2 separate regions of the Homo sapiens genome follow, and region 1 is linked to region 2. A link is a contact called in ENCODE Hi-C or POLR2A ChIA-PET data. All regions are on one chromosome and are shown on one strand. The core of a region is the stretch at or near the end of the contact, and the rest is flanking DNA. Distances in the headings are between cores, read along the strand shown.

The links. Hi-C counts contacts between places; a loop is a spot of excess contacts on that map. ChIA-PET counts read pairs that join two places held with the same protein, here RNA polymerase II (POLR2A). Pooled maps may share reads with other maps.
Region 1: a map of CD14-positive monocyte shows a loop between it and region 2 (12-fold over the local background). The contact joins the enhancer-like site here to the promoter of ZNF83 in region 2. A Hi-C loop is called at or near these places in 2 of 168 maps with a recorded cell type or tissue (CD14-positive monocyte and CD8-positive, alpha-beta T cell) and 4 of 50 pooled maps. POLR2A ChIA-PET finds 5 or more read pairs at or near these places in 1 of 52 experiments (H1).

The regions. Positions count from the first base shown.
Region 1 is chr19:53,824,080-53,831,612 of GRCh38, reverse strand. NLRP12 (NLR family pyrin domain containing 12) reads left to right here and starts at 7,299. Exons shown (of 10, transcript NM_144687.4): 1 at 7,299-7,533. The coding sequence starts at 7,439. RefSeq lists enhancers at 1-518, 1,289-2,058. Within about 2 kb of position 1,477, at least 3 of the 41 ENCODE cell types and tissues checked have a DNase peak (open chromatin) inside an H3K27ac peak, as active enhancers do; they include CD14-positive monocyte, where a contact is called at or near this core.
Region 2 is chr19:52,634,440-52,641,786 of GRCh38, reverse strand. It overlaps ZNF83 (zinc finger protein 83), which reads left to right and starts at 3,432. Exons shown (of 3, transcript NM_018300.4): 1 at 3,432-3,475; 2 at 6,634-6,721. LOC137778871 (a long non-coding RNA gene) reads right to left here. Exons shown (of 3, transcript NR_197425.1): 3 at 6,208-7,122. It also overlaps the pseudogene LOC124904757. RefSeq lists a silencer at 3,185-3,384 and enhancers at 3,595-3,714, 3,468-3,985, 3,986-4,504.

The DNA.
Region 1 (7,533 bases), core at 228-2,727, 1.2 Mb before region 2:
AGCCAGGAAAAGGACTTTCACAAGGTAATGTCATCAGTTAAGGCAAGGACCGGCCATTTACACTTCTTTTGTGGTGGAATGTCATCAGTTAAGGTGGGGCAGGGCATATTCACTTCTTTTGTGATTCTTTAGTTACTTCAGGCCATCTGGGCGTATACGTGCAGGTCACAGGGGATGCGATGGCTTGGCTTGGGCTCAGAGGCCTGACAGCCCAGGCTGGTCTCAAACTCCTGGGCTCGAGCAATCCTCCTGGCTCATCCTCCCAAAATGCTAGGATTACAGGTTTGAGACACTGCGCCCGGCCTGCCCTTTTTTTTGCCCAGGCTGGAGTACTATGGTGCTATCTTGGCTCACCGCAACCTCCGCCTCCTGAGTCCAAGCGATCCTCCTGCCTCAGCCTCCCGAGTAACTGGGATTACAGGCATGTGCCACCACACCCAGCTAATTTTGTATTTTTAGTAGAGATGGGGTTTCTCCATGTTGGTCAGGTGGAGCTCGAACTCCTGACCTCAGGTAATCTGCCCACCTCGGCCTCCCAAAGTGCTGGGATTACAGGCGTGAGCTGCCACGCCCAGCCTGCCCTCTTTTTTTAAACTGGAAAGTCCATCTTCTCTTGCCCTAGGACATCGGAGCTCCTGGTTCCCAGGCCTTTGGTCCTGGAGTGAATTCCACACCAGCTTTCCTGCTTCTACAGCTGGCAGCTGGCAGATGGTGCAACTCCTAGGGCTCTGCATGCCTGTGAGCCAGTCCCCATAATAAATCCCTTTCTCTCTAACTCTCTGTGTGTGGATGTCTCCCTTCCATTGATTCTGTTTCTCTGAGGAAACTTAGCTAATACAGAGGGAGATTATTGGTCTGAGAAGGAAGGAACATAATACATTTTCTTTAAGTGCCACCTACTTCTCCCTGATACTAAGTTTTAAGTATCATCCGGCTGAGTGAGGTGGCTCATGCCTGTAATTTCAGGACTTTGGGAGGCCAAGGCGGGCAGATCACTTGAGGTCAGGAGTTCGAGACCAGCCTGGCCAACATGGTGAAACCCCATCTCTACTAAAAATACAAAACTTAGCCGGGCATGGTGGTGGGTGCCTGTAATCCCAGCTACTGCGGAGACTGAGACATGAGAATCACTTAAACCTGGGAAGCGGAGGTTGCAGTGAGCTGAGAAGGCACCACTGCACTCCAGTCTGGGCAACAGAGTGAGATTCCATCTCAAAAAAAAAAAAAAACCAAAGTTTTAGTACCATCAGCTGTGGCTGAATCTTCCCGATTGATCAGGGCAAGGGTAGTGGAGCCTGTGGTGGGGCTGGACCCTGTGCAACTGTTCCTAAAACCCACAGGGAAAGTCACAGCCAGGATGTTTCCTGCCAGGGTCTGTGGTAAAAGTGAGGACATAGCTCACAGGGGAGGAAGTTTCACAACCCCTACACTCAGGCCCTGATGAAAGTGACTGTGGCTGGGCGCGGTGGCTCACGCCTGTAACCCCAGCACTTTGGAAGGCCGAGGCGGGTGGATCACGAGGTCAGGAGATCGAGATCATCCGTCTCTACTAAAAATACAAAAATTAGCTGGGAGTGGTGGCAGGTGCCTGTAATCGCAGCTACCCGGGATGCGGAGACAGGAGAATTGCTTGAACCCAGGAGGTGGAGGTTGCAGTGAGCTGAGATAACATCACTGCACTCCAGCCTTGTGACAGAGCAAGACTCCATCTCATTAGAAAAAAAAAAAAAAAGGAAGAAGAAGACTGCATCCTAGCAGCCCCTGGGCAACTTTTGAGTGCTATATGATGGTCTGCAGGTGACTTTGCTACTTTGGACCTCAGTCTATCCCTCTTTCAAATTGGAGGGTTGGCCTCATTGTACAAGCTGATGAGGATTTTAGCTGCTTGAAGTTTGGAGCCAGAACTGGCTTTCAGAGTCGTCTCCATCATTTTCCAGCACTGCTGTGTAGGCCACACACTCAGAGCTTCCCTCTCAGCCTCAGTTTCCCCATTCATAGGTGGAGAATGATGATTTCCATTTTCTAGCCAGTTCGTGGTGAGCTAGTGATGCTGGTGATGGTCATGGGAACAGTGGGTAGCACTCGGTATCCTCTCTATGTGACAACAAAGAGGCACAGAAACCTCAGATGTGGCCTCCCACGGGACAGTCATTCAATGCCAGTTAGAGACACCATTTTGTCACACTGCCTGTAAAAGCAAATCAGGCCAGGCATGGTGGCTCACGCCTGTAATCCCAGCACTTTGGGAGGCCGAGGCAGGTAGATCACCTGAGGTCAGGAGTTTGAGACCAGCCTGACCAACACAGTGAAACCCTGTCTCTACTAAAAATACAAAAATTAGCCGGGTGTAGTGGCACGCGCCTGTGGTCCCAGCTACTTGGAGGCTGAGGCACGAGAATCGCTTGAACCCGAGAAGAGGAGATTGCAGTGAGCCAAGATGGCGCCATTGCACTCCAGCCTGGGCAGAAAGAGCGAAACTGTCTCAGAAAAAGCAAAAAAACAAAACAAAAAAACGCAGCAAATCCATGTTCACAACGTGCTAGCGAGCAGCATAGGTTTTACTGATGATGGGTTTGGTTGGGGTAGAAGACAGTTTTCATCGTACACCATATAGTAAAGCAATTTAAATTCCTATTACTCATCTCCATAAACCCTCCAAATGTTCTTCCCAGGCACCTGACACCTCCTATTTCCTTTCCTTCTGCCTTTCCCCACGTGGCTTCTAAAATGCCTTTTTATCCTGAATGATTTAGTTTTACCTGCAAACAAGCAAACACCATACTGCAAAATTTCTCCAGTTAACAGATTTCATACTCAAGTGACTTCTCAAAGTATTCCCTCAAAGGAAACAGGTCTCTTCCGGAATGGCAAAAGGGAAATTCTGCTGATAGAAAAACAAGCATTTCTCTGTGCCTTTCTAGTACTAACACAGAGAAATGTTTCTCAGCAGAATCACTAGGGGAGCTTTATATTATAAAAACATGTATTTAGCCAGGCGTGGTGGTTCACACTTGTAATCCCAGCACTTTGGGAGGCTGAGGTGGGAGGATCACTTGAGCTCAGGTGTTCCAGACCAGCTTGGGCAACATAGTGAGACCTCATCTCTATTCAAAAAATTAATATAAGAAAAAAAGGAAAAAGAAACATATGTTTGATGGCCCCTGCCCCACCAAGATCCTGATTCAGGAAGTCTAGAGAGGGACCAATTTCATATACATATTTATATATTTATAATTCTTATTGTAATGTATATAAAATATTTCATCTATATATAATTTTTTTTTTTGAGACGGAGTCTCACTCTGTGGCCCAGGCTGGAGTGCAGTGGTGTGATCTCGGCTTACTGCAACCTCCGCCTCCCAGGTTCAGGAGATTGTCCTGCCACAGCCTCCCGAGTAGCTGGGATTACAGGCACACGCCACCATGCCTGGATAATTTTTGTATTTTTATTTATTTTTTTATTTTTAATTTGTTGTTGTTGTTGAGACAGAGTCTCACTCAGTCACCCAGGCTGGAGTGCAGTGGCGTGATCTCGGCTCACTGCAACCTCCACCTCCAAGGTTCAAGTGATTCTCGTGCCTCAGCCCCCCGAGTAGCTGGAATTACAGGTGCGCGATAGCACATCCGGCTAATTTTTGTATTTTTAGTAGAGACGGGGTTTCGCCATGTTGGCCGGGCTGGTCTCAAACTCCTGACCTCAAGTGATCTGCCCACCTTGGCCTCCGAAAGTGCTGGGACTACAGGCGTGAGCCACCACACCCAGCCTTCTATATATAATTTTTATAAATGTCCCTGATGATAATAATTTCTCTTCTAGTTGAAAACCAACAGGGCAAATTAGCACCTGCTTTGAATGGGTTTATCCTTGTGATGCTAGGCAAGTGAGGCCCCAAAACAGGGCTTACCCCGGGATAGTTCTTGGCTTCACACAGGAAAGAATTCAAGGGAGTGGCAAGCAGGTGGTGGTGACAACTTCTATTATTTATTTATTTATTTATTTATTTATTTGAGATGGTGTCTCTGTTACCCAGCCTGGAATGCAGTGATGTGATCTCGGCTCACTGCAACCTCCACTCCTGGGTTCAAGTGATTCTTCTGCCTCAGCCTCCCAAGTAGCTGGGATTACAGGTGCCCACCACCATACCCAGGTTATTTTTGTATTTTTAGTAGAGATGGGGTTTCACCATGTTGGCCAGGCTGGTCTTGAACTCCTGACCTCAAATGATCCACCCGCCTCAGCCTCCCAAAATGCTGGGATTACAGGCGTGAGCCACTGCACCCAGCAAAAAAATTTTTTAAAAAAGGAAAATTGGGCTGGGTGCGGTGTCTCATGCCTGTAATCCCAGCACTTTGGGAGGCCGAGGTGGGAGGATCGCTTGAGCTCAGGAGTTGAAGGCCATCCTGGGCAACATGGTGAAACCCCATCTACTAAAAACAAAAAAAAAAAAAGAAAAAAAAAGGAAAATGGCATTCCTTGTCTTTAGATTCATTCTTGTGTTTCCAGAAATGGCACTAAGCCCAGAAGCAGCTATAGAAGTTGCCAATTCTCTTCTTTCCCCATGAGAAAGTTCTATCTTGAAAGTGGAAGCATGAAGTAGACAGATGTGGATTCAGCTTCCCCCAAGCCTCGCTTCCGAATTCCTAGAAATTAGTTTTACCACCACCTGCAGCAGTGGCGTGGAAGGAGCCTGCGTCGTGAGCCACTTGAGGAAGCTCAGATGGGGTCTGTAGGTAGTTCAGGTTTGCCAAACCTTTCTCCTCCCCTCTAATGATCACTGCCATCCCCACACTCCCAGGATGCACCCACCGCCTGCCCTTACTCAGGCATTATCTCCATCTCCTGAAACATGAAGGCTTCAGCTTCTCGCTCTCCCAATCCAGGCCTCCTCTGTTTGGTCTGCCTTCCACAAGGGCCTTGAGGAATCTTCCTTAACCCAGACCTGACTCCATCCCTCCCCTGCTCAAAACTGCTGCATGCCATGCAACAGAATATTAGTCCTGGAAGGGACTGGATGTGGGAGAATGTCTCATAAAAAGCTGTGAAGGTTTTTTTTGTTTTGTTTTGAGACGGAGTCTTACTCTGTCACCCAGGCTGGAGTGCAATGGCGGGATCTTGGCTCATTGCAACCTCCGCCTCCTGAGTTCAAGTGATTTTCCTGCCCCAGCCTCCTGAGTAGCTGGGACTACAGGCACCCGCCACCAAACCCCAGCTAATTTTTTTTTTCTTTTTTTGAGACAGAGTCTCGCTCTGTTGCCCAGGCTGGAGTGCAGTGGCGCAGTCTCGGCTCACTGCAACCTCTGCTTCCCGGGTTCAAGTGATTCTCCTGCCTCAGCCTCCCAAGTAGCTGGGATTACAGGTGCGTGCCACCAAGCCCGGCTAATTTTTGTATTTTTAGTAGAGACGGGGTTTCACCATGTTGGCCAGGCTGGTCTCAAACTCCTGACCTCAGGTGATCTGCCCGCCTCAGTCTCCCAAAGTGCTGGGATTACAGGTGTGAGCCACTGCGCCTGGCTATGAAGGCTTTTGTGTGTGTGTGTGTGTGTGTGTGTGTGTGTGTGTGTGTGTGTGTGTGTCTGAGGGGTCTTAATTGATTAGGAGCATGAAACAAAGTTGGCATGATGCAGGAGACAGAGGGAATTATAAACTTGCTCTTCCATCAGAATTCATAAATTCTGCTAACACATATTTTGTAGAGATGGGGCCTCACTGTGTTGACCAGTCTGGTGTGAAACTCCTGGCCTCAGGTGATCTACCTGCCTTGGCCTCCCCAAGTGCTAGGATTACAGGCATGAGCCATTGCACCCAGTCACATCTTCCTCTTACACTAACCCTCCTGTCTTCTTCTTATAAAGACTCTTGTGGCTGGGTGCGGTGGCTCACGCCTGTAATCCCAGCACTTTGGGAGGCTGAGGCAGGTGGATCACGAAGTCAGGAGATCAAGACCATCCTGGCTAACATGGTGAAACCCCATCTCTACTAAAAATACAAAAAAAAGAGAATTAGCCAGGCGTGTTGGCGGGCACCTGTAGTCCCAGCTATACGGAAGGCTGAGGCAGGAGAATGGTGTGAACCTGGGAGGCGGAGCTTGCAGTGATCCGAGTTCGTGCCACTGCACTCCAGCCTGGGCAACAGAGCAAGACTCTGTCTCAAAAAAAAGACTCTTGTGATTCCATGGGTCCTGCCCAGATAACCAGGATAATGTCCCCATCTGAAGTGCCTTCATTTGGTCACATATGCTAAGTCTCTTTTGCTATGTAGGGTGAAATGTCACAGGTTCTGGCCATTAGGACATGAATATCTTTGGGGACCATCATCCTGCCTACCGCAAAGTCCCTCTCATGCCACTCTTGTGACTGAGAGAACAGAAAAAAAATAGCAGACCTACGTGAGGTCCTTAATAATTCTCCCTGAGGCTGGGCTCAGTGGCTCATGCCTGTAATCCCAGCACTTTGGAAGGCTGAGGTGGGCGGATCGTTTGAGCTCAGGAGTTCAAGGCCAGCCTGGGCAACATAAGAAGACCTTGTCTCTACCAAAACTACAAAAACTTAGCTGGGCATGGTGGCGCATGTCTGTGGTCCCAGCTACTTGAGAGGCTGAGGTGGGAGAATCGCTGGAACCTGGGAGGCGGAGGTTGCAGTGAGCTGAGATCACGCCAGTGAACTCTAGCCTGGGTGGCAGAGTGAGACTCTGACTCAAAGAAAAAAAAAAAAAAAAAAGCCAGGGACGGTGGCTCACACCTGTAATCCTAGCACTTTGGAAGGCTGAGGCGGGTGGATCACCTGAGGTCAGGAGTTCGAGACCAGCCTGACCAACATGGTGAAACCCTGTCTCTTCTAAAACCACAAAAATTAGCTGGGTGTGGTGTCCGGCGCCTGTAATCCCAGCTACTCAAGGGAAGCTGAGGTGGGAGAATCGCTTGAACCTGGGAGGCAGAGGTTGCGGTGAGCCAAGATCGCAGAGCCAGGGCCACAGAGTAAGACTCTGTCTCAAAAAAAAAAAAATTCTCCCTGGAAGAGGCGCAGTCGCAGTTTTGATAATACACTCTACCACACACACTAGTGAAATGAGGAAAACAAGAGGAAAGCGGAAAGAGAGTGACTGTTTTGTCAAGAGATCCAGGAAGAGACAGCAGAAGTGAAAATCTTTTTCATCAGCCAAGTGGCTCCTCGGATTTCTTAATCTCCCCCCGAACTTCCTCTTCTCCACCCAGAACAGCCATTGGTGAGTGGGGCAGGGCAGGAGGGAACTGAAGAGTGAGAAAGCATTATTTCAGCAAAAGGTCTTTCCTCCCTTGCTCTCTCCTCCAACCACTGGCTCAGCCTCTCCGCCCGCTGCCTGTGAATGATGCAATGGAAGGTGTGCTGGGGTCGCCCTGTGTCCCGTGCATAGGAGCATCTCAGCCTCCAGGTCCTCTCCTTTGGGGCTCACGGCACCCCCATGCTACGAACCGCAGGCAGGGACGGCCTCTGTCGCCTGTCCACCTACTTGGAAGAACTCGAGGCTGTGGAACTGAAGAAGTTCAAGTTATACCT
Region 2 (7,347 bases), core at 2,183-4,682:
CAGGTGCATTTTTAACCTTGGCAAAGGAGATTTCTAAATTGATTGAGACCTGTTAGATACTTTTGGTTCACAAGCTCATGAACACAGAAAAAAAAGAATAGGAAAAAAACTAGCACAAAATCAGTTCCAAAATGATCGAGATGCCGCCATTGCACTCCAGCCTGGGCAACAAGAGAGAAACTCCATCTCAAAAAACAGTAAAAGAAAAGAAAAGAACTAAGTGTAATGGAAAGCACTAAATCAGTTCCAAAATCTGAACTCCTTCATATTTATTCAACATAGGGAAATGCTCTTCAACTTTGTGTGCTTAGATTCCATTTATGAATGATATATTTCTAATATTTGATTAAAATAAAAACCCATGCTATGTAATTTTAGCCAATTTAAAGCTGCAAATAATAAATGATCAATTATATACATACGTGAAACTTCCTAATATTTCACTTAGTATTGCTATTGCTATGTTCTTGAGGCAGACGCTCAGTCTGTCAGATAGATACATTACCAGAGCTTGGTGTCTTCCATATTTCTGCTTAGGACTCTGTGGACCATGAGTGTATAAACTTAAGCAGGAACCTAGGAGAGCTAGAGCGTGGGGGCGGTGCCTGGAACAAGACTGGGGCGGGGCAAGAGGGAGGAGGCCGCCTGGGGGCCAGGCCATACAATGGGAAAGGGCAGAACCAGAGGGTTATCGTCATCTTGGGGGCGGGGTCTGGAGGGGGTGTTGTTCTGAAGGGTGGGGGCCGGCAAGGGTCGGGTTCGGGCTCTCTCCTCAGCTGGGCCCCAGATGTCGCCTGCTGTCATCCTCTTGCCCGCCTGGACTAAATCCTCCGAGTTCTGATTGGTGGATTGGTTCTGATGTGCCGTGATATTACCCCTAATATCACAGGGATGTTTCCTGCCCATTTCAAGTTAGTGTTTCAGACAATCGAAGATAAAACAACATGTTGTAGTAGGACACCTGTACTGAACACTGAATCGTTTTTCCTCTTAAGTTGAAAATGGTTTTAATGCAAAGCGCCTTGTTTGAGCAGGCAGAGTCCTGCAGTCGGGGCGAACTCCCCCCTCAGTCTGGGGCAGCGCAGTGGGGAGGGCAGGGACCTCAGTAAAGGGGTGGACTGGGGCGCTGGTTGCAGAGAGGACTGACAATTAGAGTCAGTAGAACTGCTTGAACCCAGGAGGTGGAGGTTGCAGTGAGCTGAGATTGCACCACTGGGCGACAGAGCAATACTGCCTCTCAAAGAAAAACAAAAAAGAGTTTTCCTGTTAATAATTAGGAAGACTAAGCAGCCCCAGAGATAAGACCTCATGGGATCATTGTTACTTCTTATGGAGTGATAAAGTGACCTTCCTCGAATTGTATCAATCCATAACCAATCAAGTTGCTGCAACCTATGCACTGGGCTTGAATGAAAGCTGTCATGATTCTGCTAAAGATTCTCTGTCTTTCCCTGTGTGTGAAACCTTAACGTCTCTACTTTGGAACGCCGATCTCATTTATTTGGAGTTGGTGTTTCCAGGTGGCTTTCTTCAAGCTTTGTGTTCACATAAACTCAGTACTTAATCTTACATTCTAAATTTTATTATTTACTGCTGACGTCAGTTTCTGTCGGATTGTAGGCGCCTGACCAGAGAGGGCACGCGTCGCTATGTTGTAAAACTCACACTCGTCAAAAAGACATGGGTTAGGGTTTTCCCCCTCCCTCTGGATGAAGCTAATTAGCTGACACAGATGGTCACCTCCATTACCAAATAGAGCCAGGATGAACTATGTGTGACCAAGAGTGTTGTCAAGTCCTCTTCCCTGAGGACTGATTAGTGTTTATCTTGAAAACATGTACTCAATGGGTTGTATAGAACAGTGAAGTTTCCTTGTCTCTTTTCAACCTCTTAGCTGTTTGCCTCAATTTCCCATCACATTCTGGTTTAAGGCTTACTTATTAATAATGTGGTTTTTATTTCTTTCACTATTATCATCGTGAAGATGATTTCTCATTGGGGGGAAGATTTTTTTTGTTTTCCATTATATTTTCTCAAAATTTAAAGAGTAAAGAAATGAATATTTTTTGGGCCAGGAAGTGTGGCTTATGACTATAATCCCAGCACTTTCAGAGGCTGAGGCAGTCAGATCACTTGAAGTCAGAAGTTCGAGACCAGCCTAGCCAATATAGTGAAACCTCGTTTGTATCGAAAATACAAAAATTAGCCGGGCATGGTTGTGCGCGTCTGTAATGTCAACTACTCCGGAGGCTGAGACAGGAAAATCGGTTCAACCCAGGAGGCAGAGGCTGCAGTGAGCCCAGATCTCGCCACCGCATTCCAGCCTGGCCAAAAAAGAAAACTCTGCCTCAAAAAAAAAAAAAAAAAAAAATAGAAAAAACTAAATATATAAAAGAAAATAAGCCGGGCGCGGTGGCTCACACCTGTAATCCCAGCACTTTGGGAGGCCGAGGCGGGCGGATTACTTGAGGTCGGAAATTTGAGACCAACCTGACCAACATGGAGAAATCCCATCTCTACTAAAAATACAAAATTAGCAGGGCATGGTGGCACATCCCTGTGATCCCAGCTACTTGGGAGATAGAGGCATGAGAATCGATTGAACCTGGGAGACAGAGATCGCGCCATTGCACTCCAGCCTGGTCAACTAGAGCAAAACTCCATCTCAAGAAACAAAAAAAGAAACTGATAGATCTCTTACACAAATACGCTGGGACAACTAACTGGATATCCACGTGGAAAAGAATAATGTTGGATCCCTATGTAACATCATCAAAAATTTTATTATAAAAAAGAAAAGAGAGAGAGAGACGAGGAAGGGAGCCCTGCGGGAGGGGGTGTTACTTTGTCGCCCAGGCTGGCCTGAACTCCCAGGCTCGGCGATCCTCCCGCCGCTGCTTCCTGAATAGCTGGGACCTCAGGCTCCCACTCCCGCGCCCATATCCCAGCTGTGTTTAAGCCGCAGGTGGTGACCTCACCCATCCTTGGCCTGAGCACTCCATCCTGCATCTCAGGCAGTGGCCTGAGTCTCTAAAGCTGAGCACAGCGTGGACTCTCTCCCAAGTGAATGGAGAATAGAAAGGGAGAGGATTTCTATTCGGTTCTGTGGGCTATCAGCATGAAATTGTACCTTCCGCCCAGGCAGGGCTTTGCATTTCACATTCTAGTTTGCATCCCCGTTCCAGATAATTCCAGGGCTTTTGAATCATGCCTCAGCCTTCCTGGCCGGTCTCGCCTCCAAAACCCGAAAAATGCCTCTGCGCTGGGAACGATGCTGAGAGACTCACAGGTCCCGCCCTGGCCCCGCCCACTGCTGGTTCTAAAGGGGAAAGTCTCTCGGCTTCCCACCCCGCCCCTACCTCATCCAGGCCCCGCCCACCTCGCGGGCCCCGCCCAGACCTGGCTTCTGTACTGCGCGCGCACATGCGCGCAAACCCGGAAGCGGATTATGTGGAGTGAAAGTTACACCGTGGCGGTGAGTTTCGCTCTTCTATTAAGTCTGCGCTTACCAGGTCCCCGGCGCTGCTGTACCTGAGACGTGGGGTCCCCACAGACCTGGAAATTCTCTCCCTTCTTCCTTCACCCAGGACAAATTGAGACGTCCCCATGAGAGTCCGGATATCGCTTCCTTTTGGGTTTAAAGTCGCCCTGAGGCTGGGCTGTCCCCGGTCTTTCTGCTGTAGGGCGATGTATACACTTCCTGTCGCGTAGTTTTCCTGCTCAAAACTGTTTTCTGACTCCTCCCGCCCCTCGCTTTTTAAAGTCCTCACCCGAGAGCTGGATTCCCGCCCTGGGCGCCTCCCACCCTCGCCTTCGTAGGCCACTGGAGCGCAGCGCCAGGGCCCCAGTCCCAGGGAGGCCGCGTACTTTGCCTGGTCCTGGAATCCTGCAGACCCCAACCTTGTCTTAAGGCGCCGTCTCCCCCCCACCTCCCTCCTCGTGGCGGGCCCTGCTGCTCCACAGGTCTCTCCTCCACAGTCACCTCTTCCCCTGAACCCGCGTTGGGGAGGTACCCGGGGCCTGTCCTGTGACACGGGGTGTTCTTGCCTGCCCAGCTCCAGCCCCCGGAAAACGAGCTCCTCCGGGATGCAGGCGTCTTATCCAAACCCTCCTGTGATTGTGTCGGCCAAAGGCATTGGGAGACAGAGCAGTAGAAAAGCTGAGACAGAGAAAAGAATGAGAAAGACCCATAACAGAGGGCAAAGTAGAGGGTGGGTGATGGATTTGTCAAGAGACAGCAAAAGTGAAAAGAAAAAAAAAGAAAGCAGGAGGAGAAAAGTAACTGGAGAAACGTAGAGAAACCTAGATGTACAGAGAGATGAAGGACAGCAAGGTAGGGAGAGGGGCAGCAAAGAGGGAATCTCATCAGAGTGAGGGAGAGGAGGAGGGATTTGGAGCCAGGGCAGACAGAGCAGAGTGGTGCTGGTGGCAAGGAGAACAGAGGGAGAACCACAGCAGGGAGGACACCTGGGGATCTGTGGTTCCACATATTGGGGACAGGGGGTATAACAGGGAAGACGGAATTTAACAGGGAGAGCAGAGGATGCACAGAGATGGGAGAAGAGGCGGAAATATATCAAGATTGAGGACGATAGAACGATTGGGGAGAAGGAACAGCAAGAAGTTAGGTAAGTTGCGAGGATGGAGCAGAAGAGGTGGAAGAGAAGGAATAGAGGGAAGAAGGGGATAAACAGCAGGAGAGGAGAGGGGTACAAAATGAGGAGCAGAATGCCAGGTAAAAAGAAAAGAAAACAAGAGCTAGAGAGAGAAGGGGAGAATGAGAGATATGTACACAATTAGGGAGGGAAGCACAGTAATGAAGAAAGATGGGCTGGGCGCAGTGGCTTACGCCTGTAATCCCAGCACTTTAGGAGACTGAGGCAAGAAGATTGCTTGAGTACAGGAGTTCGAGTCTAGCTTGGGCAACATAGTGAGACCCCCATCTCTACCAAAAAAAAAAAAAAACAACCGGGCATGATAGTGTGCACCTGTAATCCCAGCTACTCTGAAGGCCGAGGCAGAAGGATCACTTGAACCCAGGAGGTCCAGGCTGCAGTGAGCCGAGATCATGTCACTGCACTCCAGCCTGGTCAACAGAGCAAGACCCTGTCTCAAAAGAAAAAAAGGGGCGGAGGACTTTGGGTTTAGATGAGTGGGTGAGTTCATTGGATACGATTAGTTGTGACATTTGACTTCTTTGTATATAATCTAGTAACTTAAAACTGCTTAAATTATACAGATGAGATTGAGAATTTTAAGAATCCTATCTATAAGACATGTACATTCTATGAATGTTGGCCTCAGAGGTTAGCTTCCACTTGGAATCCCTATTCAGCTACAGTGGAGTGACTTATTCACTTGTGAGTCACTCTGTTCCCTTTTCCCAGAGTGGGGTAGGGAGTGGGGCAGTGAAGTGAGAAAAAAATCCCTTTCTGTTAACACATAATTTTTAACTTAATTAATTAACTAACATTAAGAGACAGGGTCTGGCCAATTGCCTAGGCTGGAATGCAGTGGCATGATCTTTAACTGCAGCCTGGTCCTCCTGGGCTCAAGTAATCCTCCTACGTCAGCTTCCTAAGTAGCTGGGACCACAGTGATGAGCCACCAAGAAGCCCGGCTAGTTTTCTTTTTCTTTCTTTTTTTTTTTTTTGTAGAAACGAGGTTTCACTGTGTTTCCCAGGCTAGTCTCAAAATCCTGGGCTCAAAGTATCCTCCTGCCTTGGCCGCCCAGAGTACTGAGATTACAGGAAAGAGCCACCGCACGTGGTCTACATAGTTTTTTTTTTTTTTTGAGTTGGAATTTCCCTGTTGTTTCCCAGGCTGGAGTGCAGTGGCGTGATTTCGGCTCACCACAATCTCAGCTTCCCAGATTCATGCGATTCTCTTGCTTCAGCCTCCCAACTAGCTGGGATTACAGACGCCCACCAAGCCCAGCTACTTTTTGTATTTTTAGTAGAGATGGAGTTTCACCATGTAGCCCAGGCTACTCTCGAACTCCTGACGTCAAACAATCTGCCCACCTTGGCCTTTCAGAGTGCTAGTATTACAGGCATGAGCCACTGTGGCCAGCCCAATTTTTGTATTTCTAGTAGAGGGTTTCAACATGTTGGCAGGCTGGTCTCTAATTCCTGAGCTTAAGCGATTCTGTCTCCTCAGCTTCCTAAGTAGCTGGGAACATAGACACACAGACGTGTACCTTCATGCCTGGCTATGTTTTTGTATTTTTGGCAAAGATGGGGTTTCACCATGTTGCCCAGGCTGATCTCAAACCCCTGAGATTAAGCGATCCACCTGCCTCAGCCTCCCAGAGTGCTGGGATGACAGGCATGAGCCACTGCACCCAGTTTCTGCATGGGGTTTGGTCAGGGCTGGGTCTGCGCCCTGAAGAGGAGCTCATTCCAGCCCAGCTCCCCACTGCTGCAGCGTGTGTGGACTCCTCCAGAAGGGTGTGGTGTGGGCTTCTCCAGAAGGGTGCGGGAGTTTTCCTGTAGGAGTTTATCGTCTCTGGTGCAGTGGGCAGCAGAGGGGACCATATTTCCTCAGGGTGAGGTCTCCTTTGTATGTGTTGTTATGTTACAGGAATGGGGTGTATTGATTCTGAGCAATAAACAACATATTTTTAACATTCAGGATTGACTTCTAAGGACTCTTGGTACATGAGGAAGAAACCCGGAAGGGGAAGAGGAAAGCAAAGGCGTCAGGAATGGTTCTTCCTCAGGTGAGATGATATTCTCGGTGGATTGTTCTGTCTCTTTCCTTTCAGAAACCCTGGGCCTTGGAGTTGGGAATCTTCTCTGGGTCTCAAGAAGTGTCCTGCCTGACAGGTTTGCTCACACTCACCCATGCCTTCCCTCAGTCCCTCTCATCTCACTTAGATTCCATCTCTTGTGACCCAATCACATGAACTTGGGAAGAGGCTGCACTGGGCATGGTCCTGGTAAGGGCCCACACCCAGACATGGATGGAGACGGGGTGAGGGTCCCGTGGTGTCAGTGCTGTTGGGCAGCAGGGATTGTTCAGGGGCCACATCTGGATGCTCTGTCAACTCTCTGTGGACCAGGATTAGAGCAGCTGCCAATGGAAGTCACGTATTAATGTCCACGAAGTATGTGGTAAATTCTAGAAAAGGAGACAAATAAGGGGAAATCTTTTCTCCCTGATTTTATACTATATTTTTAGGTAATTTAGTGAGTTACTTTGTTTCTGACTCCAAAAATCTTACTAATTAGAATGGAAAGTTCATACACAGACATGCATGATACAAGGTGTTTTATTCCATCATTATTTTAAGAATAGGAAATCAACCTGAATAATAGCAGGAGATTCTTTAAACCATTCTTAGCA